2 separate regions of the Homo sapiens genome follow, and region 1 is linked to region 2. The links are chromatin loops, found by intact Hi-C in ENCODE. Cell type or tissue: CD4-positive, alpha-beta T cell. All regions are shown on one strand. Links, peaks and the distances in the headings refer to the core of each region. The heading gives the core; the rest is flanking DNA.

Evidence for each region. Peaks named below come from ENCODE experiments on the same cell type or tissue, not always from the same donor. Only the 100,000 strongest peaks of a DNase experiment are listed, where the experiment ranks them.
Region 1: a loop joins it to region 2, with 29 times the contacts of the local background. A loop is called at or near these places in 24 of 110 quality-filtered maps.

The regions. Positions count from the first base shown.
Region 1 is chr9:88,568,483-88,584,851 of GRCh38, reverse strand. It overlaps a transcript of NXNL2 not described here. Among named protein-coding and RNA genes, the nearest start is that of NXNL2, 41 kb to the right of the region's middle. In CD4-positive, alpha-beta T cell, for the core only: CTCF peaks have their summits at 5,983 and 6,183 (motif pointing right); a DNase peak (open chromatin) is centred at 6,181.
Region 2 is chr9:87,671,156-87,687,524 of GRCh38, reverse strand. DAPK1 (death associated protein kinase 1) reads right to left here. Exons shown (of 26, transcript NM_004938.4): 20 at 5,899-6,121; 21 at 786-974. Among named protein-coding and RNA genes, the nearest start is that of CTSL, 47 kb to the left of the region's middle. In CD4-positive, alpha-beta T cell, for the core only: CTCF peaks have their summits at 8,462 and 8,663 (motif pointing left); a DNase peak (open chromatin) is centred at 8,654.

The DNA.
Region 1 (16,369 bases), core at 2,756-10,755, 900 kb before region 2:
GATATTGCAGTGAGCCCAGATTGTGCCACTGCACTCCAGCCTGGGCATCACAGTGAAACTTCATGTAAAAAAAAAAAAAAACGGAAATGCAACAGGAGAAAATACACACCCACACCCCATACCTCATTGTAGCTCAGGAGACTAGCCACAGGTGAACTCCCCTGTCCTTAGAGCCTCTAGGAACTTGGGCTGATAGCTCAGATGGCTCAGACTCAGGAGGATTGATGACTGATCCTCCCTGAGTGGATGGTTTCTTAGCTTCAAACATGTTTTTTCTCTCTGGACATTAAGTGACTGTATTTTTTCGTTCAGGCTGTCATAACAAAATACCACAGGCTGAGTAGTTTAAACAACAGACATTTATTTCTCACTGTTCTGGAGGCTGGAATTCCAAGATTAAGATGCCCGGCAGGATTAGTTTCTAGGCAGAGCTCTCCTCCAGGCTTGCAGACAGCCGCCTTCTCTTTGTGTTCTTGCATGGCTTTTCCTCAGTGAACGCACACACTTCCTGTTCTTATAAGGACACTGGTCCTATCAGATTAAGGCCCCACCCTTATAATCACATTTATAGTTAATTACTTCCTTCCTCCAAACACAGTCAGTGATGAGTTGTAGGACCTCAGGCAAATCACCTCGACAGCCCTTGGCTTCTTCTGAGATGATTTCATGTTTAGAAATACTAAAAACAGACTGGCTGTCAGGCTAAAGAATTGCTTCTTAGTTCCACCAGCTTCTTCCCAGTGATGCTTTCGGATGATTCTGCAGGCAATTGGATTGCTTCCACCAGATGGCTTGGAACAGAAAGTGCAGGCATGGAGAGAAGGTGGCCGCATGTATTAGTTGGCTCCGGCTGCTGAAACAAAATACCATTGACTGAGTGGCTTACAGATAAAAGAAAATTACTTTCTCATAGTTCTAGAGGTAGGGAAGTCCACATCAAGGTGTCAGCTGATTTGGTTCCTGGCAAGGGTTCTCTTCCTGGCTTGCAGACAAGTGCCTTCTCAGTGTGTTCTCACATGGTGGAGAGAAAAGAAGCTCTTTCTCTTCCTCTCCTTATAAGACCACAGTCATATCAGATTAGGGCTACCCTGTGACACATTTAACCCTAATTGCATTCTACAGACCTTGTCTCCAGACACAATCACATTGGGCGTGAGGGCTTCAACATATGAATTTGGTAAATGCAGGACACAATTCAATCCACAGCAATGATAAACCACCACCACCACGACCAAAGTCTAGCTTTCATCCCAAAGCATCAGAGCAGCACAATCTCAGCACCATCCTAAGATTTCATGCCCCCAAAGCGGGGGTGTCTGTGTAGGGTGGAGTCACCCGTGAACAGTCAGACCCCTCAGATGCTGACCAGAGACCAGCGGGGTGATGGAAATCCACTTTAGGGCCAGATTACCATGCAGCGTCAAATACCATTATTCCTGCTCGACCTAAGAAGAGTGAGCTATGGATTGGAGGAATTCAGAGAACATTCCCTCTCACTCTTGGAAGTTGTGCCCTGCTGAAAGAGTGAACCCTGATATTCCAAAGGAACTAAGAAGATAACACTGAGTGGGTCTCCACGAGCATGCCACGCATTAGGGCTTTCATCCACGTTTGCAGTGCAGCGGTAACAAATGCCGCAGAAGCAGAGACTTGAACAGTGCTGCACAGGCTTAGAATCCCAAAACCACCATGGGAATGAGCCCAGTCGGGCCTGCCAGGGGATAAGAGGCCACAGAGAGCAGCATCAAGGTGTCCTAGCTGCCTGGCTGCCCACTGGCCACAGACACATGGAATTGTCCAGTAGAGACCATCAAGCTGGCCCAAACTAGAAGAAATGCCCAACCAACTCCTAGACTAGTAAACCAAAGAAAAGGGGTATCGTTGGGCCAGGCTCAGTGGCTCATACCTGTAATCCCAGCACTTTGGGAGGCCAAGGCGGGAGGATCCCTTGAGGTCAGGAGTTCGAGACCAGCCTGGCCAACATGGCAAAGCCCCATCTCTACTAAAAATACAAAAATTAGCTGGGTGTGGGGCACATATCTGTAATCCCAGCTACTCAGGAGGCTAAGGCACAAGAATTGCTTGAACCCAGGAGGTGGAGGTTGCAGTGAGCCAAGATCGTGCCACTGTGCTCCACCCTGGGTGACAGAGCAAGACTGTCAAAAGAAGAAAGAAAGAAGAAAGAAAGAAAGAGAGAGAGGGAGGGAGGGAGGGGAGGAGGGAGGAAGGAAGGAAGGAAGAAAGGAAGGAAGGAAGGAAGGATTGTTTTAAGCCTCTAAGTTTTGAGATATTTTGCTATGCAGCAAATAGTGCTTAATACTTGCTAATGGTGCAATCTCCCAACTTAGACTGCTTTTCTTTTTTTTCATTTTTTTATTTTTTTGAGATGAAGTCTCTCTCTGTCGCCCAGGCTGGAGTGCAGTGGTGCGATCTCGGCTCACTGCAAGCTCCGCCTCCCGGGTTCACACCATTCTCCTGCCTCAGCCTCCCGAGTAGCTGGGACTACAGGCGCCCGCCACCATGCCCAGCTAATTTTTTGTATTTTTAGCAGAGACAGGGTTTCACCGTGTTAGCCAGGATGGTCTGACCTCGTGATCCGCCCACCTCGGCCTCACAAAGTGCTGGGATTACAGGCGTGAGCCACTGCACCCAGGTCTAGACTGCTTTTCTAATGAAGAACATCCTCCCCTTCCCAAACAAAATTCCATTTCTTTGTACAAATATAGGACTAGAGAGTAGCAAAACCTCCTGCAACTCAAATATTCTTCCAGAAGCCAGGTGAGGAATGACAGAAGTAGTGAATGAGAACCCCGAATGAGCTCTGGGGTGGGGAGTGGTGACAGGAGAGGAAGCCGAAGTCCATAAGGAGATGTGCCAAAACCACTCCTCTCCATGGGCTGCAGCCACCAGAACCGGCCACAAATGTGGTCATCTTGCCCATGGTTAGGCTCACCTTGAAAAACAGAACCTTCTCAACTGTAGAGAAAAGCATAGACATCAGCAAGTACTTATGTGCAGCAAAGTCCATTCCACAATATGTTCTTACTGATCTGGAAACAACACAGTCACAAATAAATGGGTTAAGAAAGTGGTTGCAGCCGGGTGCAGTGGCTCACGCCTGTAATCCCAACACTTTGGGAGGCCGAGGTGGGCGGATCACCTGAGGTCGGGTGTTTGAGACCAGCCTGACGAACATGGAGAAACCCCGTCTCCACTAAAAATACAAAATTAGCCAGGCATGGTGGCACATGCAGGCGCATGCCTGTAATTGCAGCTACTCGGGAGGCTGAGGCGGCTGAGGCGGGAGAATCGCTTGAACCTACGAGGCAGAGGTTGTGGTGAGCTGAGATCACGCCATTGCACTCCTGCAGCCTGGGCAACAAGAGCGAAACTCCATCTCAAAAAAAAAAAAGAAAAAGTGGTTGCTTCATTTAAAATTACTCATGCTCACTATTGCCAAACTCCCCCCAAAAGTGGTAGCATTGCCTTTGTCTTTGGACACACTGGGTGTTGGAGGTCATTGATGAGGAACTCCTTGTGGACCCCCAGCCAGCTTTGTCCTCTTGGTTTCAGTGAAGCTCCAAATAGGCTTCGCCCATTTCTTGCAGTGGGTAGCTGCAGACAGAAGCTCCTTCCAAGGCAGTGGCTGGGACAGCAGCTAAAAGACTTAACTTGGCAGACACTGTGAGTCAGTGCATGAAAAGGCCGGTATGGAGATACAGATTAATTACATAGGGAAAAATAGCAACTGCCCCGAGGAGAAAGCTGCACACAGCACCTTCACCAGGTGAGCCGGGTTAGCATCATCAGTCATGCCACATACTGGCCTTATGTGCCCTCTGATACCACACACTGAGGAGGATACCACGTCACTCTTATGATATTCTTGCAAAAAATAATGCATAAGCTACATTTAATCAGGAGGAACGTGCCACAAAATCATGGCCAGTACTCTTTAAAAAAAGTCTGAAGGTCATTAGAGACAAAGAAAAGTTGTGGAACCATTCCAGACTAAAAGAGACCAAGGACATTTGATGACTTAAATACAGCATGAGATATTGGACTGGGTCCTGGATCAGAGAAAGACATCAGTGGGGCCATGGATGAAATCTGAAGAGCATGGGTGGATTCGTTAACAGTACTGCATCAATGCTAAGTCCCTGGGATTGACTATCTTAACATAATTATGTGAGGTGTAAACACTGGGGAAACTGGGGTAAGGCATACAGAAAATTTTTGTACTGTTTTTGCAACTTTAAGTTCCAACTTATTTCAAAATCAAGTTTAAAAAGTAAAGAATAAAATCTCTTTAAAATTTAACAAGAAGAGAAAAAAAAAGAGAGAAGCTCCCACCACTGTTGGCTGACATCTATGTTCTTTAAATTTAGTGGGAAAGAAATGATCAATTTTGGCCAGGCAAGGTAATCCTAGCACTTTGGAAGACCGAGGCAGGTGGATCACCTGAGGTCAGGAGTTCGACACCAGCCTGGCCAACATGGTGAAATCCCATCTCTACTAAAAATACAAAAAATTAGCCAGGCCTGGTGGCTGGTGCCTGTAATCCCAGCTACTTGGGAGGCTGAGGCAGAAGAATCACTTGAACCCAGGAAGTAGAAGTTGTAGTGAGCTGAGATTTCACCACTGTACTCCAGCCTGGGCAACAAGAGTGAAACTCCATCTCAAAAAAAAAAAAAAAAAGAATTTTTTTTTTTTGAGATGGAGTCTTGCTCTGTCACCCAGGCTAGCGTGCAATGGCGCGATCTTGGCTCACTGCAACCTCTGCCTCCCAGTTCAAGCGATTCTCCTGCCTCAGCCTCCTGAGTAGCTAGGACTACAGGCGTGTGCCACCACACCCGGCTAATTTTTTTGCATTATTATTTTTTTTAGTAGAGATAGGATTTCACCGTGTTAGTCAGGAGGGTCTCGATCTCCTGACCTCGTGATCCACCCTCCTCAGCCTCCAAAATTGCTGGGATTACAGGCGTGAGCCACCGCGCCCTCCCATCATTTTTTAATTCATTTGGCTACCAGCCCTCAGAAGGTTAAGAGATAGCCATATGGTGGACATTTGTTTGGGGCCACCCTGCATAACCCACTCACCCCCTTCTCTCACCCCGGGTTTTCATTGCGGAGTTTATTTTTCCCTTGACTCGCAGTCATAAGACTCTGGGGAAGGAGCTGCTAACTCCAGCCCTAGAAAAGAGGTGTGTGGCCCAAGCCTACCCAGCAGCATATTCAGTCTCCTTGGCCCTGGTGACACTCCACAGAGGGCATGTGACAGCAGGAAGTAGACTTAATTCTGAGCGTTTGGCTTAAGCATCAGGAGGCTGTCACAACCAGCCCCACCTCCACTGGACTTGAATAAGCTCAATGGGGACCAAAGCTACCTCTGTGACCAGCTGCTGCCAGGAGGGAGTCTGTCCCAGCAAGAAGCCAGCCCTGAAGCTGCAGAAATGAGTCCTGCCACAGCACCCAATCCCTAGTCAGGCCACACCTGACTCCACCCCGTGGGTCCTGTAACTAGAAGAGGTCAGGAAGCCCCCCGTCCTTCAGGCATTCCGGATTGCAGGGGCCTCCCGCAACCAAGAGAGCCATGTTTAGCTGAGTTCCATCTCCTGCTGAGAAAGTCAAGATCAGCCAAACCACATGCTGCAGTGTCAGAGTCTCGGGTTATGAAAGGCGGCATCAGTGGGGTAGTGAAGACAGGAGGAAAGGGCAGAGAGGCCACCAGTGTGCCTCTGGGAGGACAAACGTTTTACATTGGCCAGCGTGCCCCCATATTTTGGTGTTCTGACAACCCACCCACTTAATCAGCAAGAAATCGAGACTTTCCTGTGATCCCCATGTCCAGTTCATCCTTTGCAAGTTCCTGGGCGGGGAGCAGAGTGGCTGTCACATAGACAAAGATGTAGGCCGCCCACCAGCGCCTACTTCTCCAACTTCAAGGTCCCCTGCTCCATCCACTGCTCCCCAGATGGCCTGGGCATCCTTGAACGTGGCCAGCCCTTTCCCCGTGAATCAGTTCCCTGTATGGAGTCCAGGTTGCTCAGAAAGGCCTGTGGACAATGTCTGAGCCCCAGTCGAGGCTGAGCTCCACCAGTTCCTGTGCCCTAAGGAAGTCAGGAGATGGGGCTGAGCGCCCAGCCTTCCGGAGGTCGGAGCCTGCTGCCTAGCAGATGACCACGAGGGGGCAGTGTGGAGCAGTTGGTAGGCCGGGCCGGCGGCTCCTGGCTGACCAGCCGGACCGGACTTCCCAACCTGAAATCCAACCGGAGGGAAAAGAAAATACACAGCCAGCGGCAACAGCCAACCCTGAGTGGCGGGGTGGCAGATTATGTTTATTTCCCAAATGTCCTGTAATTGATAAGTAACTGATTACCAAATAAATTTTATTACTAAAATGAAAGAAAGAAGCCAGATCAGTAGATACCTGTTTTTCTGCATTGCTTGTATCCAAATTCACACATTTGTCCAACTGCAAAGATCCTGACCAGGTGTCACGGACCACTCCAGGACCGGCAGGGACTGCTTCAGGCAAGGAAGATTTGTACCCCTGGGAGCCGCTGTGCCCGTCTCCACCTGGGGTCCAGCGCAGCCCACCTGGGGTCCGGGAACCCTCGCCTTGAGGACAGGTGTCTCTTATCCTGCGTCCAGTTATTTTGGTTGTGATGGAACTCCATTTTCTCTTGGAGATTAACAGCGCCTGCACTTTGTATACTTGAGGACATTGCCAGGGGTGCCCTCTACCACCCCACTCTTAACTTGTTTTCATAGCGACATTTCCCAAATTCTCAGTCATTTCACGTGAAGTCTTCCCAATTTCTCCATGGATCCACTTCAACCGTGAAGACACTGGACACAGAGTGCCATGAGGACTGAATATAACGGCAGGGGCCTGCGCCTAGGGGCGGGTCCCACAGCAGGACACTGCTCTTGCTGCCAGACCCACCGCTGGACCCAGGGTTTCTAGGCACTGATGACTCCCAACCACCCAGGATTCTTGTTATGGACAGGATCATGTGCCCGTAGTTCATATGTTGATGCCCTAAATCCCGATATGGCTTATAAATGGCACTTGGAAGGACATATTGGATTAGAGACTCACACTTTTGAAATGAGGTCATAAGTAAGTCCCTGATTCAATATGACGATGCATCCTTAGAAGAAGAGGAACAGATGCACGGTGCTGCGCTCGCTCGCTCTCTTCTCTCTCTCTCTCTCTCTCTCTTTCTCTCTCCACATAAGCACAGAGGAAAGGCCATGTGAGGACACAGTGTCCACAAGCCAGGAAGCAGGCCTTCATCAGAAACCAGATTTGACAGCACCTAGATCTTCAGCCTTCAGAACAGTGAGAGAATGAATGTCTGCCATTTGAGCCCCCAGCCTGTGGTATCATGTGAGGCAGCCTGAGCTGGCACCTGCAGTTCTCTTAGGACCGTAGACATGCTCACCTGGAACAGAGGCCACCGTGTCCATTGTCTGTGCAGGGCTGTTCTCACCCCTGCCCGGGGGTGCATCACAAACACCTGATGGTCTCATGCCGCCCCCCCCGCCCAGTCACAAACACACACACCCCATCCATGAGCAGTAGAAATAAGCATCCAGGAAAGGAATCAGGGAGCTAATTCCTCTTCCTAATGCTAAGAATTGCTCAGAAATACATGCACTTTTAACCCTCACTTGTCTGGGGCTCTGACAGACCTCCCTCTCTGGACGGCAGCTGTGTGTGCTTCAACCTGTTTCAGCACGGTCACCCCACTCCCCTGCTTCCTCTCTGCTCCTCATGGCCAGGACACCTCGCAAGGACCCTCCCTCACCCTCTACCTTGAGGGCAGCCATAAGCAGTAGCCTGGGGCTTGGGAGTTGGGAGCTGGGACCCCCCCTACCTACCACTCTATGGGTGGTGGCTCACCCCAGTTGGGGATAAGGCTGCAGGGAACACAGTGTTGGAGCCCCTTAAGCATGGCCGAGAAGAAGCACTTCATGGAGACACTCAGGCAGCAACATGGCAGGGGCTGTGTCTGGTGCTCAGGCTCTTACGTCCCAGAGAACCCAGAGGAAAGCAGGGCCGACCTCCCTGCTACGGGCTGCCTGTAGTCTACTCCATAGTCCCAGGAAAACAAGCTCTGCCCTTTCCCTTTGAGGGGCTGGTGGAGAAGGGAGCAGTCCCAGCCAAGAAGACACAAGTTGTCCTTCTAGGCTTGTGGGCCCCGAGGAATAGCTGCCCCTCCCGCACCTCCATTGGCCATTCTCCCTCTTCCCCTTCTCCCCTCAGGAGAGCAGACATGTCTCCCTTGTCACCTGCTAGCAAACTGGAAGTCTCTCTCCCTCCTTCAGCAAGCACCCCTGGGAGACTTTATCTTCAGCAGACAAGGTCTTTGCTCACCCTGCACGGGGAGAATTCAAGAGGCCTTGGACATCACGAGGAAACCTGGCCCACGTGGGAGCTGGGGGTCTAGGGCCACCACATAAGTGTGAGTCCCCAACGTGAGAAAGAAGCAGCCACCTGTTGAACCAGGTATAAAAGGAGTCGAGAAACCTTGAGAAGTCTAGGTCCATCGCTGTGGGTTCACATGTCGGGAGAGTCAGGCGCATTGGGTTTTTGTTTGTGGTTTTCAATATTTTGTTTGTTTGTTTGTTTGTTTTGTTTTCTTTTTGAGACGGAGTCTCGCTCCATCGCCCAGGCTGGAGTGCAGTGGCACAATCTCGGCTCACTGTAACCTCTGTCTCCTGGGCTCAAGCAATTCTCCTGCTTCAGCCTCCCAAGTAGCTGGGATTACAGGTGCCCACCACCACACCCAACTAATCTTTTGTATTTTTTAGTAGAGACGGGATTTCACCATGTTGGCCAGGCTGATCTCGAACTCCTGACCTCGTGATTCACCTGCCTCAGTCTCCCAAAGTGCTGGGATTACAGGTATGAGCCACCGTGCCTGGCCTAATTTTTTTATTTTTAATTTTTGTGGGTACATAGTAGGTGTGTATATTTATGGGGTACATGAGATGTTTTGATACAGGCATGCAATGCATAATAATCACATAATGAAGAATCGGAGTATTCATCCCCTCAAGCATTTATCTTTTGTGTTACAAACAATGCAATTATAGTTATTTTTAAATGTACAATTAAATGATTATTGACAGTAGTCACACTGTTGTGCTATCAAATATTAGGTCTTATTTATTCTTTGTATTTTTTTGTACCTATTAACCATTCCCACCTTCCTCCCAACCCCACTTTCCTTTCCAGCTTCTGGTAACCAACCTTCTACTCTCTATGTCCAAGAGTTCAATTGTTTTGATCATTAGATCCCACAAATAAGTGAGAACATGTGATGTTTGTCTTTCTGTGCCTGGCTTATTTCACTTCACATAAGGGCCTCCTTTTCCATCTATATTATTGCAAATGACAGAATCTCATTTTTTTAATGGCTGAAGAGTACTCCATTGTGTATATGTACCACGTTTTCTTTATCCATTCATCTGTTGATGGACACTTAGGTTGCTTCCAAATCTTGGCTGTTGTGAACAGTGCTGCAATAAACATGGGGGTGCAGATACCTCTTCAATATACTGGCTTCCTTTTCCTTTCTTTCGGGTATATACCCAGCAGCAGGATTGCTGAGTCACATGGTCACAGCACATTGTTAATGAGCACAGACTCGCAGAATGCAGGACACGGATGGTGCGGGGGGAGAACAGCTGCACTCTCGGAGTGTCCAACTCCTCTTCAATATCTTTCCCTCACGTAATTCACAGCAATGGCTTCAAAGGAATAAGAAGGGGAGGGTGAGCTTAGTGCCAGATCTTTTAATGACCTCCTCTTAAGCTTAAAAATGCAGTTGCAAAATCAAAGAGTCCTACAAAAAGAAATTATTTAAAGTAAGTTATGCAACGTGTGCCCTTTGGAAAAACAGCAATGTCCTTAGAGTTATGCCCCCAGGATGGTGGGGACAGGCCCTACATCTGCAAACACATGTGCTCAGACCACCTGGCCCCTGCCAGGATCCCCCGCCCCTGGCCGTCTGCAAGTTTCCAGTCTTCGCAAAAATCCATTCGAGTCTGGAAAACATTCCTCTCCCCAACAAGCTGGCTCCTTCCCTCTATTCAGATCAGCTAAAAATCCTCTTCCTAAGGATCCAGCCCCAAATATGCTGTATAAGGAAGTCCCCACCTCAAAATCTCCACTGCCCTATTTCTTACTGAAATTCCTGTGGACAAAGGACAGACAGAGCTCAACATCATCTCTCTGCACACTGACATAAATGCATATCTAATTGCTTCCTTTGGAACAACTAATCAGAAACTCAAAAGAATGCAATCATTTGTCTCTTATCTACCTATGACTTGGAAGCCCCCTCCTTGCTTCGAGTTGTCCCTCCTTTCTGGACCAAACCAATGTACATCTTACATATATTGATTGATGTCTCATGTCTCCCTAAAATGTATAAAACTAAGCTGTGCCCTGACCACCTTGGGCATATGTCATCGGGACCTCCTGAGGCTGTGTCACAGGCATGTCCTTAACCTTGGCAAAATAAACTTCCTAAATTGATCAAGACTTGTATCGGATACTCTTTGGTTTACAGTATGGTACCACATTTGTGTATCCATTCATCAATTGACAGACATATGGGTTGCTTCCAGTGTTTGACAATGGTGAATAATACTGCTATGAACATTTGTGTATATGCCTTTCTGGGGCATATGTTTTCAGTTCTCTTGGGTGTATATATATATGAGTGGAATTGCTAGACCATATGAAAACATTTAACTTTTTAAAGAAACCACTAAACTGTTTTACAAAGAGGCTGCACCATGTTACAATCCCAGCAGGAATACAGATGTTCCAGAGGCTCCACATCCTCACCAATACTTGTTATTAACAGTCTTTCTCATTCTATCCATGCTAGTGGCAGGGAGGTGGTATCTCACGGTGCCTTTGATTTGCATTCATTTGATAACTACTAACGTTTAGCACTTCTTCACATACTTTTTGACCACTTGTGTATTTTCTTTGGAGAACTGTCTATACAGATCTTTTTTAAAATTGTGGCAAAATGCTCATAACATAACACCATCCTAACCATTTTAGTGTACAGTTCAGCAGTGGTAAGTATATCTGCACTGTTGGGCAACCCATCTCCAGAACATTTTCATACCCACTAAAAACCGTGCCCCATTTCCCCTCCTCCTGCTCTTGGCAACCACCAGTCTACCATTTCCATGCATTCAACCACTTGCTCGTGAGTGCAATGAGTAACTCTCTTCAATCCCCTAGTGTGATGATCCTATATAAAACATGTCCATTTTATTATGGAATTCTTTGGGGCACCAATCTCTGTTAGAGCATTTCTCCAATATCACCCAAGATAGTATGAGTATTTCAGGTTTCAAGACTACTGTATGGCCAGGCACAGTGGCTCATGCGTGTAATCGCAGCACTTTGGAAGGCTGAGGCAGGGGGATCACTTGAGCCCAGGAGTTCGAAACCAACCTGGACAACATGGCAAAACGCCTTCTCTACAAAAAATACAAAAATTAGCTGAGCATGGTGGTGCATACCTGTAGTCCCAGCTCTCCGGGAGGCTGAGGTAGGAGGACTGCCTGAACCCAGGAGGTAGAGGCTGCAATGAGCTGAGATCTTACCACTGCACTCCAGCCTTGGTGACAGAGCAAGACCTTGTCTCAAAAAAAAAAAAATTGACTATTTTATGTCCTTCAATCAATCATAGGAACAATTTCAATAAATGTTCAATAGCAAGCTAGTAATTGCCCCTCAGGTGGGAACTCCCTAGCCCACAGGTAAATCGGCCCTTCAGGCAATATTAATTGGACACATTAATGGGATTGAGCAAGATTACCCAGGCCCACACAGGGTGCTAATTTCAACAGTACAGAACAGAGGCTGCAGTGCTGGCAGCAAAGTCTCTGCACAATGGCCTCTTGTGGGACACAGACTGAGGCTTATGGCACCAGCCTGTGAGCACATCCCGGCCACACGTGAGTTAGATCCATCTCTGTCTTGGGCGCCTCTTCACCAGGAGGATTAAAGAACAATATCCAGGGTGCTGTCAAAGTGCCGGACCTCCTTCTCCTAACTCAGATACTCTTAGGGTGACATGGGGGATGGAGAGCTAAGGTGTCCGTCATTAAAGCGAGGCTCAGCCTCACCTCAGAGGGATACTCATGATCCCCCTTCACCTCCCAACACCTGGGTCGCAGCACAGGCCGATCGCCCTGTGTTTTGCCGGGGTCGGCAGGAGCTTCTGCTGCTGAGCATGTCGCCTGGTAGGGGCACGGCTCACCCAGTCTGAGGGCGTCTCCAAAGGCCCGTCATTCGTCACATGTGTGACTACCTGCAGGGTGTACTGTGCATGTTTAACACCCAGCTGCAGGAGGAGCCGCTACTTAGAAGTGTTGTCTGATTTCTGCTCTGTGAATACTCCCCCATGGCCCATTTCAGGCCCGTTTCCTACTATAGGTGGGAGGCCGAAGAAAGGTTCACAGGAGAGCCCTAGGAGCTGTCCCCACCTAGGATCTACTCCACCCATCCACAGAGTCAGAACATGTTTGTCCCAAGGGCAGGCACAAGGGCTGGCATAGAGAAAGCCCCCAGTAATACAATCGAGTGAATGAATGAGTGCACGCCCCAGAAACAACACTAACAAAAGTGTTAAAGGTTCTAGTGCTATTATAACGGAACTTGGGGTCAGCTATTTAGGGACACGCCAACAGGAATCAGATGCATTCTGTCTGGAGGTGGGCTATGGGGGACTGAGGGAGGGAGAAACCGCCTTCTCTGGGCACGTGCTCCTCAGCCTTGGGACACCTATTCACCTTCTCCATTTGTTTGGGGACCAGAAGCCACTCAAGTCTTCAAGGAAGAGATAAACATGGGCCCTGTGTGGCCACCCCCTCCCTGCGTGCCCTCTGATGGTGAAAATGTTTCTCTGAATAGATGTGGTCCTGGCTCTCCTGGCTGAAGGTCTCCGGTGGAGACGTTAAATGGGCAAGGCACAATTCTGAGGAGGACTGGCCTGAACCCCCGTCTTGCCCAGTGAGATGCCCCCAGGTGTTCAAGGATTCATGGTGGGACTGGGCCCCTCCTCCTGACGGAGCAAAGCTCTTGGTGAATTACACAGGACTGGACTAAACCTACTGACACAGGAACTTGCCATTTAGTTTAATTCAACCCTTGCTTGGAAACAGGAGCTCTTGCCATAGCAACGGTGGAATCACAAGATTCCCTGCCCACTCCACACGCGCAGCACAGTTACCAGAGCCAAATTGTGGTAGGAGAGAAAGAGAATTTCAACAGGAAAATAAAACATCAGTTCTGATTCTGCCAGCTAGCTTTAAGATTAATAAGGTATTTAAGATTTTCCCATGTACAGGCCTCAACATTCTTCCTGCACAGTGGAGGCATCTTCCAAAGCACCTATAGCTCCAAGCTCTGATCATTTGAAAGCATCAAAACAGGGCCAGGAGCTGTGGCTCACACATGTAATCCCAGCACCTTGGAAGGTCGAGGCAAGTGGATCACCTGAAGGTCAGGAGTTCGAGATCAGCCTGGACAACATGGTGAAACCCTGTCTCTACTAAAAATACAAAAAAAATTAGCCTGGCATGGTGGCACGCACCTGTAGTCCCAGATGCTCAGGAGGCTAAGGCTAGAGAATCACTTGAACCCAGGAGGCAAAGGTTGCAGTGAGCTAAGATCACGCCACTGCACTCCAGCCTGGGCAACAGAGCGAGACTCCGTCTGAAAAAAAAAAAAGAAAAGAAAGCATCAAAACAGTATTGGGGACCTGGCACCGGTGGCTCACACCTGTAATCCCAGCACTTTGGGAGGCCAACTCGGGTGGATCACCTGAGGTCAGGAGTTTGAGACCAGCCTGGCCAACATGGTGAAACCCTGTCTCTACTGAAAATACAAAAATTAGCCAGGCATGGTGGTGCACTCCTGTAATCCCAGCTACTCAGGAGGCTGACAGAGAAGAATCGTTTGAACCCAGGAGGCGGAAGTTTCAGTGAGCCAAGATCCCGCCACTGCACTCTGGCCTGGGCGACAGAATGAGACTCCATCTCAAAAAACAAAACAAAACAAAAACCAGTATTGGGCTCTTCCTGTTAAATCTGAGATTCTCTGAAGCTAACCAAATGAACCAAGCATTTACATAATGTTTGCTGCGTGCTGGATGCCCTTTTAAGAAGTCTGCATATATTCACAATCCATCTATTCCCCCAACAGCCTTATGAGATAGGTGTGATCATTATCTCCATTTTACAAATGAGGAAACTGAGGCATGATGAGGTAAACAAACTTGCCCAGGAGTTTGCATTTAAATAAAGGATTCAAACCTAGTACATCTCCATATTCTATTCACCAAAAAGGAAAGTACATCTTTGAAAATTAAAAACAAGTAAAACCTGCCAGGCATGGTGGCTCACGCCTGTAATCCCAGCACTTTGGGAGGCCAAGGCATGGGGATCGCTTGAGGTCTGGAATTTGAGATCAGCCTGGCCAACATGGTGAAACCTCATCTCTACGAAAATGCCAAAATTAGCCGGACATGGTGGCACGTGCCTGTAATCCCAGCTTTTTGGGAGGCTGAGGCAAGAGAATCACTTGAACCTGGGAGGCAGATATTGCAGTGGGCTGAGATCACACCCCTGCACTCCAGCCTGGACAACAGAGCCAGACTCTGTCTCAAAAATAAAAATAAAAATAAAAAAATTAATTAATTAAAAAAAAATAAAAACAAGCAAAACCAAGAGTGACACCCTATGAAAAACCACCGAGTACACTGCAAACTACGCAGGTGGGTGGACAAAGCCCTGAATGGGCATGGAGGTTTGCAGACATGAGGCGCCCTGCAGAGGTCTGCAGAAAAGACAGCACATTGCTGGGAATGGCAAGATCTGGGGGCAAAAAGTGCAGAAGAAATAGCATACAAAAAACAATCTCTGCAAATAACCGAAATAAAATATTAGCAAATCTAATTCTAAAACATATTAAAATAATAATAAATCATGGCCAAATAGAATTTATCCCACAGGAATGCAAGGAAAATTCAAATTAAGAATCTATTAACACAATTCACTATATTAATAAGTCAAAGAAGAAAAAACCACATAATTGTCTGCATACAGCTAAAATGGCACTTTAAAAATTCAGAATTCCTGATTAAAATTTTAAAACACTTAATAACAATAAGTGCATATTATGATACAAAGCATATCTTAAACCAAAAATAAGTATTAAACTTGATATCAAAACATCAGACATATTTTCATTATGTCTCTGCCATTATTAAATGTCAATTTAAGGCAAGAGAAAACCCGAAGAGATGAAAAATTATACTAAGGAAGGCAAAATTGAAAGATGGCACCTCCATGTGCTTGGGAAATCCAGATACAACTGAAATGCCTTAAAAACAATAAGGTTGCTGGCAAGAAACTACATACTGCACAGAACTTCTTTTCTATATATAAAGTTTGAAGGAAGAAAAAAAAGGAAGAAAGGATTATCTTTACAATGGCAACAGCAACAACATATGTGAAAAGTTACAAGCCATGCAGACTTGTATGGAAAAAACATTAAAACTCCAGCAAGTGGGCCAGGCATGGTGGCTTACGCCTGTAATCCCAATATTTTGGGAGGCCAAGGCAGGAGGACCATTTGAGACCAGGAGTACGAGACCAGCCTGGGCAACATGGCGAAACCCAGTCTCTACAAAAAAAATACAAAAAAATTATCCTGGTGTGGCGGTGCATGCCTGTATTCCCAGCTACTCAGGAGGCTGAAGTGGAAATATCGCTTGAGCCTGAGAGGTTGAGGCTGCAGTGAGCCATGATTGTGCCACTGTACTCCAGCCTGGGTGAGAGTGAGGCGTTGTCCAAGAAAAAAAAAAATTCATCAAGAGATGTAAAACAAAATTTGAATAAAAGATATCTCAGATCTTCTTGCTGGATCAAAGCCTCCATAATGTAACCAAGTGGGTTCTCATCAAACCATATTATAAATGAACGTGAAATAAATGTGGATTCATGTAAAAACAACAGGATTCTCTTCTGAACTACATACTGACATTTAGCTTATTGCAGAAAAACTAAACATGTGAGAATACCCAAGGAAGTTCTGCAAAAGAAGAGAAAACAGGGAAGATTTGCTCTACCAGATGATAAAACATTATAATGATACAGAAAATCAAATAGCTTGATAGGACAAACAGATTGACGGACTACTTGGAAAGACCAGAAAGAGGCCCAAGTATAAACATAAATATGGAAAGATAATGCCAGATGCAGGTGACTCTTAGAGTTTGAGGTTGTGGCCCTCAGTGCTGATCCCCTGGGGGGCCCA
Region 2 (16,369 bases), core at 4,719-12,718:
GAAAACGTGGTATACACATAACAGAACACTATTTATGCACAGACATAAAACAGAATGAAATCACGTCATTTGCAGCAACATGGATAGAACTGGAGGTCATTATGTTAAGTCAAATAACCCAGGCACAGAAAGATAAATACTGCATGTTCTCATTCACATGTGGGAGCTAAAAAAGTTGATTTTATGGAGGTAGGGAGTAGAATGATAGATACCAGAGACTGGGAAGGCTGTGTGTGTGTGTGGAGAGGGGAATGAAGATAGGTTGGTTAATGGGTACAAACATGCAGTTAGATAGAAGAAATACATTCCAGTGTTCAATAGCAGAATAGGGTGACTATAGTTAACAATGCGTTGTATTTTTCAAAATAGCTAGAAGAGAGGACTTGAAATGTTCCCAACACATAGAAATGATAAAAACTCAAAGTGACGGACACCTCACATAATGTGACTTGATCATTACATACACATTCTATACACGCAATGAAATATCACACGTACCCCATAAATATGTACAAATATTATTAATTTACTCCACAGTCATTTATCAAGCACTTACTGTATGCCAAGTGCTTTACTAGGCGCTGACAATACCCCAGTGTTTAATTTCACTGTTTAGGGATGGTAGCCAGCCATGCTTCAGTCCTGGCTCACTCTGAATATCAGTCTGTGTTGGATTTCCTTCTGGAAGTGACAGATACAGCTCAGGACAAGCTCCCTTTAGGGATGACTTACAACCCTGTTGAAGGGAAACCTGAGGTCCTTCCCTTGGGGCAGGCAGGGCATACCATTCAAATAAGCGTTCTGGATGTCGATGGCCTTGGTGGACTGGTCATCGGCCGAGCAGTGCGGGTGGTGGGTCGGGGCCACAAACACCTCCAGCATCCCTTTGGTAAGACCCGGCTCGAACATCATGCTGCGGCTCCTCACACTCACGTTCTCGCAGCCTGGGTACAGGTTGTTGATGCTCACTGAGACTGCAGGATGGAAAGGATCACATGAGTACTCGATGGGGGCAGCGTGTGCCTGTCTCCCTCCCAGGCTGGCCCTGAGGTTTCCTTTTCTGGAGCACGCCTCTGTCCCCACCCCAACTCTGGCTTCAGGCTGAGTGTGTCTGCCCTCACACGTGCAGGGCAGCAGTGTTCCCAGCAAGGCTGTGGGCTTTTCCGCTTGCTCTACCTCCCCACAACCTTTTCTGCCCCGCCCTGTTGCCCGGGTGGCTGGTCCTAGGGATTGTGTCTCTAGGCTGGCTTGCCATGTGATTTCTGCTTAGGGTCAGCCAACGGGAGGCTGTGGAGAGGGTGGGAGGGCAGAGGTCGGGTTTCTTCCCTTCTCACTTCCTGCTACTTTGCTGATACTCGCAGTCTCTGTCTTCCTCCAGCTCCCACTGAGCGACTTCTCTCTCTTGCACATGAGATTATTATTGCAGGTTAAATGGAAAATGATTTCAGACAGTAGCAGGCCATAGCATTAAATAATGCTGAATCACACACTGTGAAAGCTACTCCTTTTTGAAATTCCCTTGAAGGCCTTTCAGTTGTTCTTGCAGCGAGTCTCCACTTGAGGCCTTCCGATTTTAGCATTTCCTCAACACCTGCTCATCTTCCCTTTTAATGAAGAGGGTGTGGGCATTGGCGTTTAGCGGGATTTTATTCACATTGGTTGCTGTTCACTGCATTTATTTTTACTTATGGCAGTGACACTGGGTTCCCATTTATGATAGGGATATTAACTTTCATTTTCAAATCAATGTATTTTAGTACATTTTAAAAAGTGAGTCAGTTTAAAGGAAACATTATGTAAACAATGGTGAACTTGTGGGTGTTGTACGGGAGCTGAATAACAGAGTCTGGGTCCCCTGCGTTTAGGCATAGAGCCTGTGCTTCCTCACTGTCTCAGTTACTCACTGGCCTGCCCTGCTCCCCGTCTCTCCCACCAGGCTTGTGCAGGCAGAAGCTGCCTTTCTGGTCAGGGCTGTGACCCAGGGCCCACAGAGAGTGCTCTGTAAGAACTTGGTGAACGAATTGCATTGGAGAAGGGATTCATTGATCTTAACTGCAGTACCATTGGTTTACCATTAATACAATAGACATTGCGAGGCACTAAAGAAGTGACCATTTCACCTGGGTATCTGACTTTAAAACAGGCGATCCAAACACCAAGGTAATCCCTTACTTAAAGACCAAAGAGTTAAGACTTTGGACATGGATAATGGGGGTATCCAACGGAGGGGATGAGGAGAAGAAAAGTGGATCCTAAGGGCAGGATTAGGTACAGGGAAAGGAGAAAGGGCACTAGGAGGGCAAGATTTATTCTTAAAAACACCAACACATATTCTATTTCTGTAGGAAAGTTGGCAGATAGGAATGTAAATAGAAAACAAAAGCAAAATGATGTAAGTCTTGATGTCAACATAGCTGCCATTTTAGTGTATTTCTCTGCATATTGTTAATCCCAGCCTGCAAAAGCTGCTGGGTTGCCCAAGAATGGGTCTGTCCACTTCCCTGTGACCTGGAATTTGTGTCTGGGTGCCTGCCTGTCAGGAACAAGCCTTCTTTTAGTGGCATGTGGCCCTGTGCTTAATGAGAGCAGACGTTGGTAAATGGCAGTCATTCCTGCTCCTCGGTGACAGTTTTCGTTGGGAGGATAAAAGGTTAGGACAGGCTTTGTACAAGGTGTTATGAAAACAATAATTTCATGGGGAAGCACCGAAATCCCAGGAAATCATTTTTGTTAGCTACTGCCCCCTGGCGGTGTAACGTGACGGCTCCCAGGAGACCCACTTTACCTGGTCACCGGGAATTCCTCCCGCAGGCTCCTCTCCGCGGGAATAGGAATGGCTTCTTCAAATACTCTTCCTGGACATTCATGCCTCCTATGACCTTGGATGTTTTCCTTCCCACAGCTCAACAGCCACAACCCTCAGTGTCCCCACAGCTGAGTGATGTGTGCAACAGAAAACTTCGAGGGGACCCCGTCCGGTCTCCTGGCTGGGAGCTCAGCCTTGGCCTCCAGCGTTCTCAAGAGAACGGCAGTGGAAAAGGGCCAAAATTCTAAAAGCAAACTTCTTGCTGTCTGATGATATAAATGTTGCCATGTAGGCATCTCTCTCATTGAAGGGAAAAGGGCCTGACAATTCTAGGAGAGGTCACTGGTGTCCAGAGCCCTGGCCTGAAAGAGACCCCAGCACGGCCTGCCAGGCACGAGCAGTGCCCCCTGGCAGGTGACAGTGTTGCTGCTTCAGGAACCAGGCCCAGTCCCTGGAGGCATGCTCAGGAGCGGCAGTTCCTCGGGTGTCTAACAAAGCCACGCTGCTCCGTTGGCCCCCAACACACATACCCTCTGCCAAAGTCCAATCTCCCCAGGCCGCCCTCGCGGTGCCCTGTGCTTGTGCCCTGCTCTGCATTTCCCGGGCGCTGTCTGATGCTGATGTACAAGCTGTGAGGGCAGCAAGTGCCTGGTGACCCGCCCAGTCCAGGGATGGGGGCATCTTGTCTGTCTCATCCACCTCCAAGTCCAGCTGCCGAGCTATGCCTCCTGCCCAGGGATCCCTCAGCCACCAGGCTTCAGGGGCAACCACCAGCGCACACTTCCTCCACCAGGGGCAGGCGGCACTGACTGTGGGGGCCCAGGGACCAGGACAGCTGCCTCCTCCCCAGACCCCACGGCTGGGCTGAAAGCAGCTGGTGTGCCTGCACCTTAGGGCTCTCATGCAGAGGGGCTTCTGCCCCCGCGCCAGGACCCCCTCCCCGATCCCTGGCTAAAGATGCTCCCCCCATGGTGGGGCGTGCAGAAAAAGGGTCACCCAGAGCCACCCTTCACCAGGAACCTGCTGCAAAGACCAGACACAGATACTGAGGAGAAGCAAGGCCATGGATACCTCACCTCTGAGGCCAAGGGCAGAGCCACAGGTGACTCCCAGGACTCCACAATGGGGGCTCCTGGGCATCATCTGCACACCCACTTAGGCCTTGCAAACTTTCCAGATCATGAGCTCATGACCTCTCTCTCTCTCTCATATCCCACCCTCCTAACCACAGAGGTTCAGGCTGCAGTGCCCTTAACCACAGCAGGAGCGTGCTGCCTCCCTCTAAGGGAGCAACTGAACCCCACTTAAATCCTCAACTAGAGCAGAAATCACACTGGAGGCCAGGTGCGGTGGCTCACGCCTGTAATCCCAGCACTTTGGGAGGCCGAGGCAGGTGGATCACAAGGTCAGGAGTCTGAGACCAGCCTGGCCAATATGGTGAAACCTCGTCTCTACTAAAAATACAAAAGTTAGCCTGGTGTGGTGGCATGCACCTGTAGTCCCAGCCACCTGGGAGGCTGAGGCAGGAGAATCACTTGAACCCAGGAGGCGGAGGTTGCAGTGAGCCGAGATCACACCACTGCACTCCAGCCTGGGCAACAGAGCGAGACTCCATCTCAAAAAAAAAAAAAAATAAATAAAATAAATTTTTTTCTTTAATAATAAATTAATCTTAACCTTCTGTCACATTTTTTCCATTATCTACTTTTAAATTTTTTAAAGTTTTGACTCTTTTGTAATAACATTTAACTTAATATGCAAAGACAAAAAACAAAAAAATCACACTGGAAAATGGAAAGGTGTGCCTGTGAATTCCTTATGCAGGGTGTTATTGACAAGCACTGGCTCAGGCACCAGATGTTCTGGGATTTGCCACCTGTGCGCCTCAGAGAAGCCAACTGACCCCTCAAGGCTGCAGGGAAATAGCGGTAAAAACACCTCGGAAGCTGTCACTTGGATTAAATGAGGCGTCCTTCAGACCATATTTCTTCCAGTTCCTGGCACACAGTACTCTATAAATATTGACATATGTATCAGCAATATAATAATATGAATTATAACTCTGTTTTGGTTATTCTTTCTTCTCCTCATTTCAATTCTATAGCTGTGTTCAGAGAACAGAAGTTGAAAAGGGAATATAAATCTCAGCCAACTCTCCGCAGCTACCCATGCTCCCCAGCGTCCTCCCTCACTGAGGGGACGTAAGAGAAACACAAACTTTAGCATCAACCTGGGGAACAGACCTGGCTCTTCTGTGACATCATATACAGAGAATGAATCAAGGCACAAAGCACAAAACTGTCCTGGTTTAGGAAACTCTTGGAAGGTCTCTTATCTTTCCACAAACTCACTCGCTCTGTCTAAAGGAGGATTCAGTTGGAATCACACCCAAGATTGCATCATTTTCTCTTGCTCACTGCCAGGTGTTTCGTGACAGCCCCCTAATGTGAATCAATAACCCTGTCTGTGGAAGGCCCGGAAGGCAGCAAACGTTCCCAAGGAGGGTGGATGTGACCAGAGAGACCATCCCTGAAAACCACTAAGGAGCCTCTGGAAACCTCTATCCAACCTTGAACTGAGCAGGATGGTGCTTCCTGGAAATCCCTTTTTGTTGCTCTATGTATCTACAATACTGGGTCTGCCTGTAGCACTCCAGAAAGAAGGATAAGGGTTGAGGACCCTTCTTGGGCTGCTATTGGATCTGTGCTATGCTTGGACTGTTTGAGTTTGAGCTCTTTTTGTCTCTAAGGCCAGAGCCCTGAGTAGAATGCAATGCAATTTGCAACTGTGTCCCCAAAGCTGACTGTGCAAATTCTGCAGTTTGCACATTTATGAGGATGGACCTTTGTGTCTGTGGCTGTGATTTCAGTGAGGCCCTTGTTTTGCTACTGCCAAGTCAGTCTGTTACTGCTGGACAACAGGCAGCACACACAAGGCTACCAGCCAACCTGGACCTGAAAACCACTAAGGCCACAGGGTCCAGTATAGGCCAAGTGACCCAAACACAACTCCCTTCCCCCCTAGACCTTGAAAGGAGAGAGTGCGGAAGCCAACACCTGCTGGAGAGACGGGGCCAGCATGGAGGTTCCTACCTGTGGGCTTAGAAGCCAGGGGTGAAGGTGGGAACCTGCTGGAGTTGGTGGAAGACAGTCTGGGCCGACGCCTTCTGAAAAAGCTCCTCAGCAGCCCACACTTGAGAGATTCTACAAGGGTGGTTTTCCCGGATCCCGAGTGGCCAAACAGCTTGAGCTTAATTCTTGGCTGCAGGTTCTGTGTGGGTCGGAGCTGCTGGATGAAGAGTCCTCGGTGCGTATCCTGAGCATGGATGAGAAAGAGCCAGTGAGTGACAGAAAAAGAGGCAAATAATGATTCTCAAGATTCCTAATCCCCGGTGTGCAGTTTTTACCCATGCTGAAGATATGTTTCTTTTTTTCTTTTTTGAGACGGAGTTTCACTCTTGTTGCCCAGACTGGAGTGCAATGGCACGATCTCAGCTCACCGCAACCTCTGCCTTCTGGGTTCAAGCGATTCTCCTGCCTCAGCCTCCCGAGTAGCTGGGATTACAGGCATGAGCCACCATGCCCAGCTAATTTTGTGTTTTTAGTAGAGACAGGGTTTTTCCATGTTGGTTAGGCTGGTCTCGAACTCCCGACCTCAGGTGATCCGCCCGCCTTGGCCTCCCAAAGTGCTGGGATTACAGGTGTGAGCCACCGTGCCTGGCGGTATGTTTATTTCTATCTCCAATGAAAACTTTGAAAATTCAGGTAAAATTCACATAACATCAAAGTCACCATTTTCAACTGTGAAATTCAGAGGCTTTTAGTGTATTTTCAGTGCTGCAGGACCATCACTGCTGTCTCCTTCCAGAACATTTGTGTCACCCCCAAAAGGAAGCTCTGTACCCGTGAGCAGTCACTTGCCATTCATTCCCCTCTTTGCTCAGCCCCTGGCAACCATAGAGATGTTTTCTGTCTCTAAGAATCTGCCTATTTCCATTGCATTTTGATGCATGACAAGTTGGATGGAGCAACTGTGAAGCCTTCAATGTGTGTGTGTGTGTGTGCGCGTGTGTGTGTGTGTGACCCCCACACTTTATTTAGAAATTTATCAGAAAAACATAATTGGATGGCCCAAATGTCCACTTCATAACTGTAGGTCTGGAATAGGAACCTTATCTTACTGTTAAATAGCTACTAGCACTTTTGATTTAACTTCATGGCAATGTCACCTGTATGTGAGTATTAAAAATATCTACCATCACTTTTGGTTTCAACCACATGACAACCTAAGAAGCCTAGGAACAGACCTACAACAAATCGGGTGCGGTGGCTCACGCCTGTAATCCCAGCACTTTGGGAGGCTGAGGCACATGGATCACCAGGGTCAGGAGATGGAGACCATCCTGGCTAACATGGTGAAACCCCGTCTCTACCGAAAATACAAAAAATTAGCCGGGCGTGGTGGCGGGAGCCTGTAGTCCCAGCTACTCGGGAGGCTGAGGCAGGAGAATGGTGTGAACCTCGGAGGTGGAGCTTGCAGTGAGCGGAGATCACGCCACTGCACTCCAGCCTGGGTGACAAAGTGAGACTCCGTCTCAAAAGAAAAATAAATAAATAAATAAATAAATAAATTTTAAAATATTAATATATTACTAAACACATAAAATAAAAAGGATAATCAAAAATTTACCCTAATCAATTAAGAGGCTGAAAGAAAATGGAAAGCCAGGAGATGAAGAAAGGTAGAAGCCTTCGATTTAATCATGAAATAGGATCAGCCCTGTCTGACCAGCAAGAGCATCTGTCCCTCTCTGTGTGGAGGTGTCTGGATCCTTTAGGGCAGTAATGGGACAAGAGGATGAGAGAAGGGGCACTCCAACGTACAAGCTCCATGCTGCAGAGGGGGCTGGGAACACAATATCCTCATTACTTTCTTCTTTTTCCATCTGATATGGAGAAGCAGGAGGCTCCACAGAATGAAATAGTTCGCTACTCACTCACTCCTTCATTCATCAACCAGCATTTAGGGAGGCCCTCCAACCCCATGCTAAGCGCAGTGCGGACAACAGGAAAATCTAGATTCAGCCCAGATCCATGGTCTTGGGGAGATACAGACATGTGAACAATTTCACATCTAATACCAAGTAAGAGCTTTTAACAGGATAGTGTAGGCAAGGCGTTCAGTGCACCCAAGGGAACCTGCTCAAGGTTTACGTGATGTGGCTCTGACCATGCCACCCTGGTGTCACACCCCCTCACAGGCCACCATCCCTTCCCACCACTCCTGCCCTGCTCCCTAACAAGGACCTGTTTGGAGCCGTGAGGTGCAGCCTGAAGCCTCTTCCTCACCCTTACCCAGGAGGACCCCCTCTGCTTTAACCTGCTTTGTGGGTTCCCACAAACCCACAAAACCTGTCTTGCCTGCCATCTCCTCCTGGTTGCTTCTTCCCACCATGTGTGGCTCTCCATGGTGACCCCCGACCTGTAATTATGGGGTGCTCTCCCTTCTAGACCAGGAGCCCATCTGCGGGGACAGACGGAATTCCCAGCCCTGGCAGGTGTAGAATCGCCATAAACCAGTGTCATATAAATGACAGAACTCAGAGGGACCCACGCAAGGGCACCTCCATGTGATCTACACCTGGCGGGACCATTCCTTCAGTTCTAAATCCTGGGAGGCGCTCACTTACTTCTGATCTCCTGATCTCTTCCAGCAGCAAAAGCCAGTGTTACTTTTGCTGTTATAACTGCATTGCTACAATCTCATACATAACTCTCCTGAAGGCTTTGATTTTCCTATTTCCATTTGCAATTCCTAAGCCAGGACCAGACTTCCTCAACAGGAACTATACTGACCCCTGGTGGGCACTGTGGAAATCTGAGGTGGCATTTTAGTTCCCACAATGTTGAGGGGATATTCCTGCAGCCAGACGCTGGGTGTCCAGACACCCTGTAACAAAATGCCCCTCACAGCGAAGAATTCTCCTGGGTCCCCTGACTTCTGAGCATCTGATGAGCATTTATATAGGGGAAAAGCCTGTTTACAATCATCTGAGCTGAGAACTTAACTACATTTTACACATCATCCACAGGGTTTTGGGGGCAGTATTTAATATATACTGAGTTATCCACGAATGCTGCTATTTTATAGATTGGCAAATAACTACACTTTGCTTTTTTCCTTTTATCTTTGCTGAGTGCTGTCTCCGATTTCTGGACATCAGCTCAGCACGCTGCTGTGGTGCTGGAGCTGCCATCCCAGCCCTCCAGTGTCCGTGGGCGTCTGTGGGGGTTGCACTCAGTGATCCTGTGCGTGAGTGCAGGGACCTGCTGGGTTTCCCAGCCTCCTCCTGCCTGTGTCCTAGCACATGCATGCTGACATCCAGCATATTTCACTATGCGCATGCTCCCACAAGGTCTGTGTTATATTACAGTTAGGGCATGCTACTGATCTTTTGAAACTATCTGTGTAGTAGGTGCGTCCCTGTCTATAAATTCTACAAGGGAGCGTGACACAAGGTGTGTTGTAAAATGCTGGGGCAGCTGGGGTGGAGGCCACGGCACCAAACCATGATCTGTAGAACACGAGGTGGTCTGTACTCTGGTGTTTTCTTCTGACCTCAAATCCCAACAGGTTCAGAGACAGAGCACCAAAGGGAAAGGAAAGGACTGGGGGTCTTGATAGCAATGTCCCTGACTGATTACCTGAATCAGCAAAAAAGCTGGACAGATTCTATTATGAGGAGTTACTCATTGGGGGTGGCACCTGTCAGGCTGGAAGGAATGGGGCTCTGAATTGTCCCCAGCGCCACGTGCACCAGGTGCGCCCATGCTGCCGCGCTGCCACCGACCCTGGAGCAATTCCACCTCCCAGCCTACTCCAGCCTTCCGCAGCAGCCCTGGGTCTTCCTTGTGAGTCCAAGGCTATACCCACACCATGCCATGCATGAGCACCTGAGCTGCGTCCACTGTGCTGAGCAGTGGTCACCTTCCATGGTGAGCATCCCACAGGGTAGATGCAAACTTCCCCATCTATTCCCTGAACGCAGCTCCTGCCACACAGAGATTCTTGGTACCGGCCCGAGTCTGCTTCATCTGAGACCAGGGGAAGGCAGAAAACTGCTCCTGGTTAAATCCAGTCACTGGATCCCGGGTGCCCCCATTTTGGTAAAGAAACTGTGCCATGAATCTGCCTGCAGCTCTTTCTTCCTGTTTTGTGCCTGTGGATCTTGACACTTTGAGCTTCAGCACACACGTCTGTCCTGTCTGCAGGAATGGGGCAAGCTCATTCCTTCTGCAGGAATCCCACAGGCCCTTCCACTCTCAGGAGACTCGAACCATGGTCAACTACAGACACCGCTGCCCCTGTGAGAGGCTTCTAGAAGCGACTGAACCTGCAGGCTGACTTGCTCCTGTGTATGAGGGCAAGCTATGCCTGTGACTTCCCTGTACTGACAGTCCAGCTCACTCCTTCAAATTCCACGCAGGGCAATGCTGGTTCAGAAGCTCCTGGCAATCTGCCTGTTTCATGGGCCAGCACAATAAATGGAGAAGGAGGGAGGAGGCAGCAGGAGGAGTTGAGACAGATGTGTTTCCTGTCTGCAGCAGTAACTTCCACGTGCACGGCGCCTTCCAGCTCATGCTATGCCTTCACTCACATTCCCTATGAAAACCTCCAAGGAACCTTTGTGGTTAATGCCATCCTCCTCCCTTTCGGATGAGGAAATTGAGGCTTGGAGAGGCCAAGGCACTTGCCCAAGGTGACAGAGCAAAGCCAGAACTCACTACCAGGTCTTCCTCCCACTGCTGGACACTGAAAGGGAGGTGGCAGGTTCCTCAGAAGCAGAGGAGACAGGAACAGACAGGGATGTGCACATTGAAGGTGAACCCCACAGCACTGAGGACCATCCAAGGAGGGCCCCTCACAGTGCATCCCACTCGGAAGGCACTTCCTGAATAGGGCACCCTTTGGAGTGAAATATTGGAGTGCACCTGTCCTTGGTGCACCCCCTTCCCCTCCACCAGGAGCTGTCAGCCTTGGCCAAGATGTGCCCACTCACCCTTCACCAAGTCTTTGGGAAGAGAGGCCAGGAAACTGCGCTGATCTAGACTTACAGAATTCACCATCATCTTGAAAGGCAAAGAAAAGCAAAATATCCTCGGGTATTTCCCTTCACAAGAAAATCTCAGCTGATCCTGGCAGATGACCCCTCGTCCTGCTCACTAAGAACCTTGGGGAATCTAAGCACATCCGAATATATCTCCCTCATTGGTGGAGGCACGTTTTCACGTTTCACTACCAGATGGCGGGTAGGGACGGGTTGTGGCGCAGAGGCCTCTCCCTGGGAAAGCAGCTTTCATCCACGTAATGATCTATCTCCAACTCAGAGAGGGCTCCAGGCCAGGTCTAGAAGGTGCTAGGAAGACTGATTTATTTGGAGGGGGAGTTCAGTAGTCCTTACACAGTGTGTGTTTAACACAAGTTACAAGACAACCCTGAGACCTGGCTGGCACGAAGCCCAGGCTGGTCGGGCCCTCCCTGGCTGGGCCAGGTGGGAGCCATGTGCAGCCAACACCTCTAGGGGAGAGGAGAGGGGACTATGGTGCCACCGACATTTTTGGCTCATGGTTTGAAGTGCTCTCCAGTGTGTGTCCCCTAGGTCTGTGGGTGTGGCTGGAGGGTACTCAGGAGACCTGGGGCATCCAGGGTGTGGGCAAGACCTCCTGCAGTCAGGGCGAGACCAGGCTGGGGAGAGGAGGAGGCAGAACCGAACTCCAAGGAGCGCAGAATTCTGACTCAGAACCTTCCAGGTGGTCATAAGGGTGTGTGTGTGTGTGTGTGTGTGTGTGTGTGTGTGTGTGTGTGTGTGTAGGGTAGAATGTATTTACCTGTATTAGCTCTAATCACATCCTTTAAATATTTACACAGGAGTAGGAGCCTCCCTGGTATTCTTGCCCAAGGCTCACTAAGTAATAGAGCCTGGACAGCCCCAGTCCAAGCACCGTCACATCTCCCCTGGCTGCCAAGATCACCTCCTATCAGGTCCCTCTGCTCCCCATCCTGACCCTGAGGCTCCAGTCTGAGCAGCCGGGAGAATTCCTAAACCTAAGGCAGATCTCACACCTGCCTGCACTTGGCCCAAACCCAAACTCCTCACCCGCTGGGTAAGGTCTATAGAGCTGTGCCGCCTCTCGGGTCATGTCGGGCATTGTTCTCTGCCTGCACACCCAGGTACATCCTCTGACCCTAGCCCAGTTACCCTCCTTCTTTGTTGTTTTATGCTTGAGCTCCTCCAACCCTTCACTACCCGGCCCCTTGCACTCCCTATTCCTCTGTCTTCCTCCAGCCCTTCCTCGGGCTGCTTCCTTCTTCTTGCCCTTCAGGTCTTGGTTTCAGTGTCACATCAGAGAGGTCCTCATCAGCCAGGTGAAAGTAGACTCCACCATCCTCTCATCTCACTTCATCCTGTTTCAATTCCCTGCATGGCACCTACCCCAGGAGGCAGCAACCCTTTCTGTAGAGGGCCAGATGGTCTCTGTGGCAACTCAACTCTGCCATGTAGGAACACCAGGCACAGACAAGAGTGTGTAGCTGTGTCTCAATAAAACTTTATTTACAGAAGCAGGCAGTGGGTTGTAGGCCATTGTTTGCCACCCCTTGACCTGACTTACACATTTTTCTTATCGGTTTCTTGGCTGGGTTCTGCCGATTTTGTTCACTGTGGTCTCTGCAGTGCCTAGAACAGCTCTTACAGTAGACACTGGAAATATCTTTTCAGTGTGTGAGTGAATGAATGTTATTTGGTAACTGTGTTGCTCTTTGAAGCCCTGGTAAATCTCCTAGTTTCTACTTTTCTTTCTTCCAGTACTGTTTTCTCCCTAGCAACTTAGCTTTCACTTTCTCATCAGACAAGAAGACTAAACATTAGCAAGCTGATGGGGAAGACCATTCACGGTCTGGGAAGGCCAGATAAGAGCACTGAGAGGCGATGTGGCCTTGCCCATGTGGCAGGGTGCAGTGAGACTGCACGGATGGTGCAGCAACTTTTAATTACGCAAATGCAGTTTACAGGTGGTGAATTTTTCAATCTGGGCAACTCCCCAATTGTTTTCATTTTTCAAAATATTCCTGGCCACCTTTCTTCACTGTTGGGTCTTAGGTTTAGTAAAAGCAAACTACTTTTTTTTTTTTTTTTTTTTTTTTTGAGACAGAGTCTTACTCTGTCACCCAGGCTGGAATGCAGTGGCATGATCTCAGTGCACTGCAACCTCCACCTCCTGGGTTCAAGCGATTCTACTGCCTCAGCCTCCCGAGTAGCTGGGACTACAGGCACACACCACCATCTCTGGCTAATTTATTTTAATTTTAATTTTAATTTTTTTTGTAGAGACGGGGTTTCACCATGTTGGCCAGGCTGGTTTTCAACTACTGACCTCAGGTGATCTGCCTGCCTCAGCCTCCCAAAGTGCTGGGATTACAGGCGTGAGCCACCGCACCCAGCCTACTTTTAATTTCAGGCTTACGGAAAATCTGATTAGAAGGATGGCCAAACAAAATAAAAATAAGCCAACTCCTCAACCCCCTTGAAATTCTTATTTTAAAATCAGATAAGAATGGAACTTGCAGTGATTATAGTAAAAATGGGTGCTGATATAAAAATCTAGATCAACCCCTTTCCCATAGAAGGGGTCCCTCCTTTCTTCTAGAAGGAGAACTGGGTTTGGCTGAGCAACAACACAGTCCTCAGGCAGGTTTGGACAGCTGCCCAGGGCTCTGTTACTGACTGAGCGCAAGGAAGTAGAAGGTACAACTTCCCTCTGTGATAAGGTGGTACCTACAGCCAAGCGCGGGCTCTCAGGGACCCCCAAAGCAATGATGAACCTATCAACAACCTTTGGTAGGGAGAAGCAGACTTCATCTCTAGCATTTGCTGATTCCTGTGGTGCAAATGCTCCCTCCCTGGCTGATTTCAAGACTCCCATGTGATGTCACCAGGTTGGGAAAACAAGCTCGGCGCTCAGGGACAGCACCAGAGGCTCCTGCACACTACTGCCCGAGTTCACTTAATGTGGAGGTGCGTCAGAGTCGATCCCATGCAGCTCAGCCCTGCCCCAGGTTCCTTCTTCCCCAAGAGCTGTAGCCTTGGCCTCAGCAGTCTTCAGTCTCCTGCCCCTTGAACTCTCCAGTGATCAAAACAGCCAGTCCCTCTCCCCTGCACATCTTCCACTGCTGCGGGCAAACAGGATGATTTTGGTTCTATTTCCAGATGCCAAATCCCATTGCTTCCCTAGCAAATATAGTTTAAAGACACATTGCTAGGCAATGTCAACTGATGAAAGCTGACAGCGTAGATAGAAAGTATTTCTTTTGCTCAATTGGCCCATTTGGAAACCAAATAAAATGGCAGGCAATGTAGGGCCACCATCCTCAGCTGTCCCAGATACAGACCTCTCCCCAGGACAGCGCTTTGGATCAACCTGCAGTGGTTCTTGCAGAGTGTGGTAGCACCCTAGGGGTTGAGAGAAAATGTGTGGAGGGATTCTTTTGGTTTTCACAATATGGCTGTAGGGAATGCTAGCATGTTAGATGCTTGGAGGCCAGGGACAAGAAACATCCTGCAAGGACAGGGCCTCCCAGTCACCCAAACTGCCAACAGCACCCAGTGAGAAACACTGGGGAATATCAAGGAGAAATGACATGGAAAGGAAAATGGTCCTAAGATGCTCTGCAGGGTGAATGACTTCTTCTTTCCCTTCCCCTCCCCGATCATGTACCCGATTGTCTCCTCCTCCAGGTGACCCAAGTTAGAACTGCAGGTCAGTCCCCTTCCTGGTGTCCTCCACAGGCATTGCCTGCTTCTGGGCTCCCCACAATCCTCAGCGATGCATTCTCCAAGGAAGCTGCCGCGACAGCTCAGTCATTTCCAATAACCAAATTCCAGTACCGGGTGTGCCCAGGTGCCAAGCAGTTACTTGCATGGGGATTTATATTCATACACAAGGAAGAAAGACCGCAATTAGCAATGCTTGGCAGACAACTCCTCCCATTATGGCTAATCAGGGGCTAACGTCAAGAGCCCACTGAGGGATGATGAAGACAAACAAATTCCAGGGACTCCTTGAACACAGCATCTAGAAGATTCTGAGGGAATTAGAACCCTGGGCCTCCCCATGGGAAGGAGATCCCTGTGCACTACAAAGCAGGTGGCTCAGCACAGGTACAGCAGCCAGTGTGGAAAGGACATATCCCATCAGGCCAGGAATCTGCCCTGGAGCCCCCCGAGCCCATTGATTAAAAGCAGATCACAGGTATTTCCAGGTCAGGTCAGGACCTCAGGTCTGCACTGATTAGTATGTTGCTCACCTCTTTGAATCCAGGTTTCCTGCAGCAACATTCCCCTCTGTAAACCTTTACAAACTGTGTGTTGTAAAATCACAGTGCCCACCACACACACTGAGCGCTCAATGGTGGCTGTCATCACAAATGACACTCAGGGTGCCCAGCCACAGGGGCCACTGCTGCACCTCACAGCTGTTCCAGAGTGGTCTGCGGGGTTCCAACAATAACAGGAAACACGTGGTGCTTACTGTGTGCAGGCAGTGTGCAAGGGACATCATCTACATCGACCCATCCAACCCTTATCACGGTCGTGGGAGGTAGCAGCTGACTCAACCATTTGACAAGCGGGGACACTGAGGCACAGAGCTGTTGAACAGCTTGCTAGCTCACCTAGCTAGAGCGTGGCGGAGCTGGAGTTGGATCCCAGGCCATCTGACCTCCAGTCTCTGCTCTTAGGCACTACTCTGTACTTTGCTTCTACATAAAGATGAGGGGGGACTTTTCACTGGACTCTGGGTGCTAAGGGGGATGTTGTCCTTTAATTAGGGCATTAAGATGACTATTCTGACCAGGTGCAGTGGCTCACGCCTGTAATCCCACTGCTTTGGGAGGCCAGAGTAGGAAGATCACTAAAAGCCAGGAGTTAGAGACAGCCTGGGCAATGTATTGAGACATAGTTGCTAATACAAATGTTAAAAATTAGCCAGGTGGGTGTGGAGACACGTGTCTGACGTGCCTGTAGTCCTAGCTACTTGGGAGGCTGAGGCAAGAGGATCACCGGAGCCCAGGAGTTTGACGCTGCAGTGAGCCCTGACTATGCCACTGCACTCCAGCCTGAGCCGCAGAGCAAGACCTCATCTCAAAAAAAAACAAAGAAAAAAAAGGTGACTATTCTTTTCCTTGACCTCTCCTTTAGAGAAAAAGACCACAGGATAATGGTAAAACACAAAATAATATTTTGTATTTTATAGTTTTTTCTATTTTATAAACTATAAAATATATTTTATATTTTTGTATTTTGTATTTTATAGCTGTAATAGTTCACTTCCCATCTCTTTTAAAAATCTAGGCACCAAAAACAAAGGTACCAATGGATAGAAGAAAAGAAAATCCCAAACTGAGACAGGGTGAGAGCCCACCCCCAGAAACTCAGAATTCTAAATGGGAACAAGCCCCTTTCACTGAGGATTTGGAGGAAGCGCCGCAGCAAGGTGCTTTGCATCT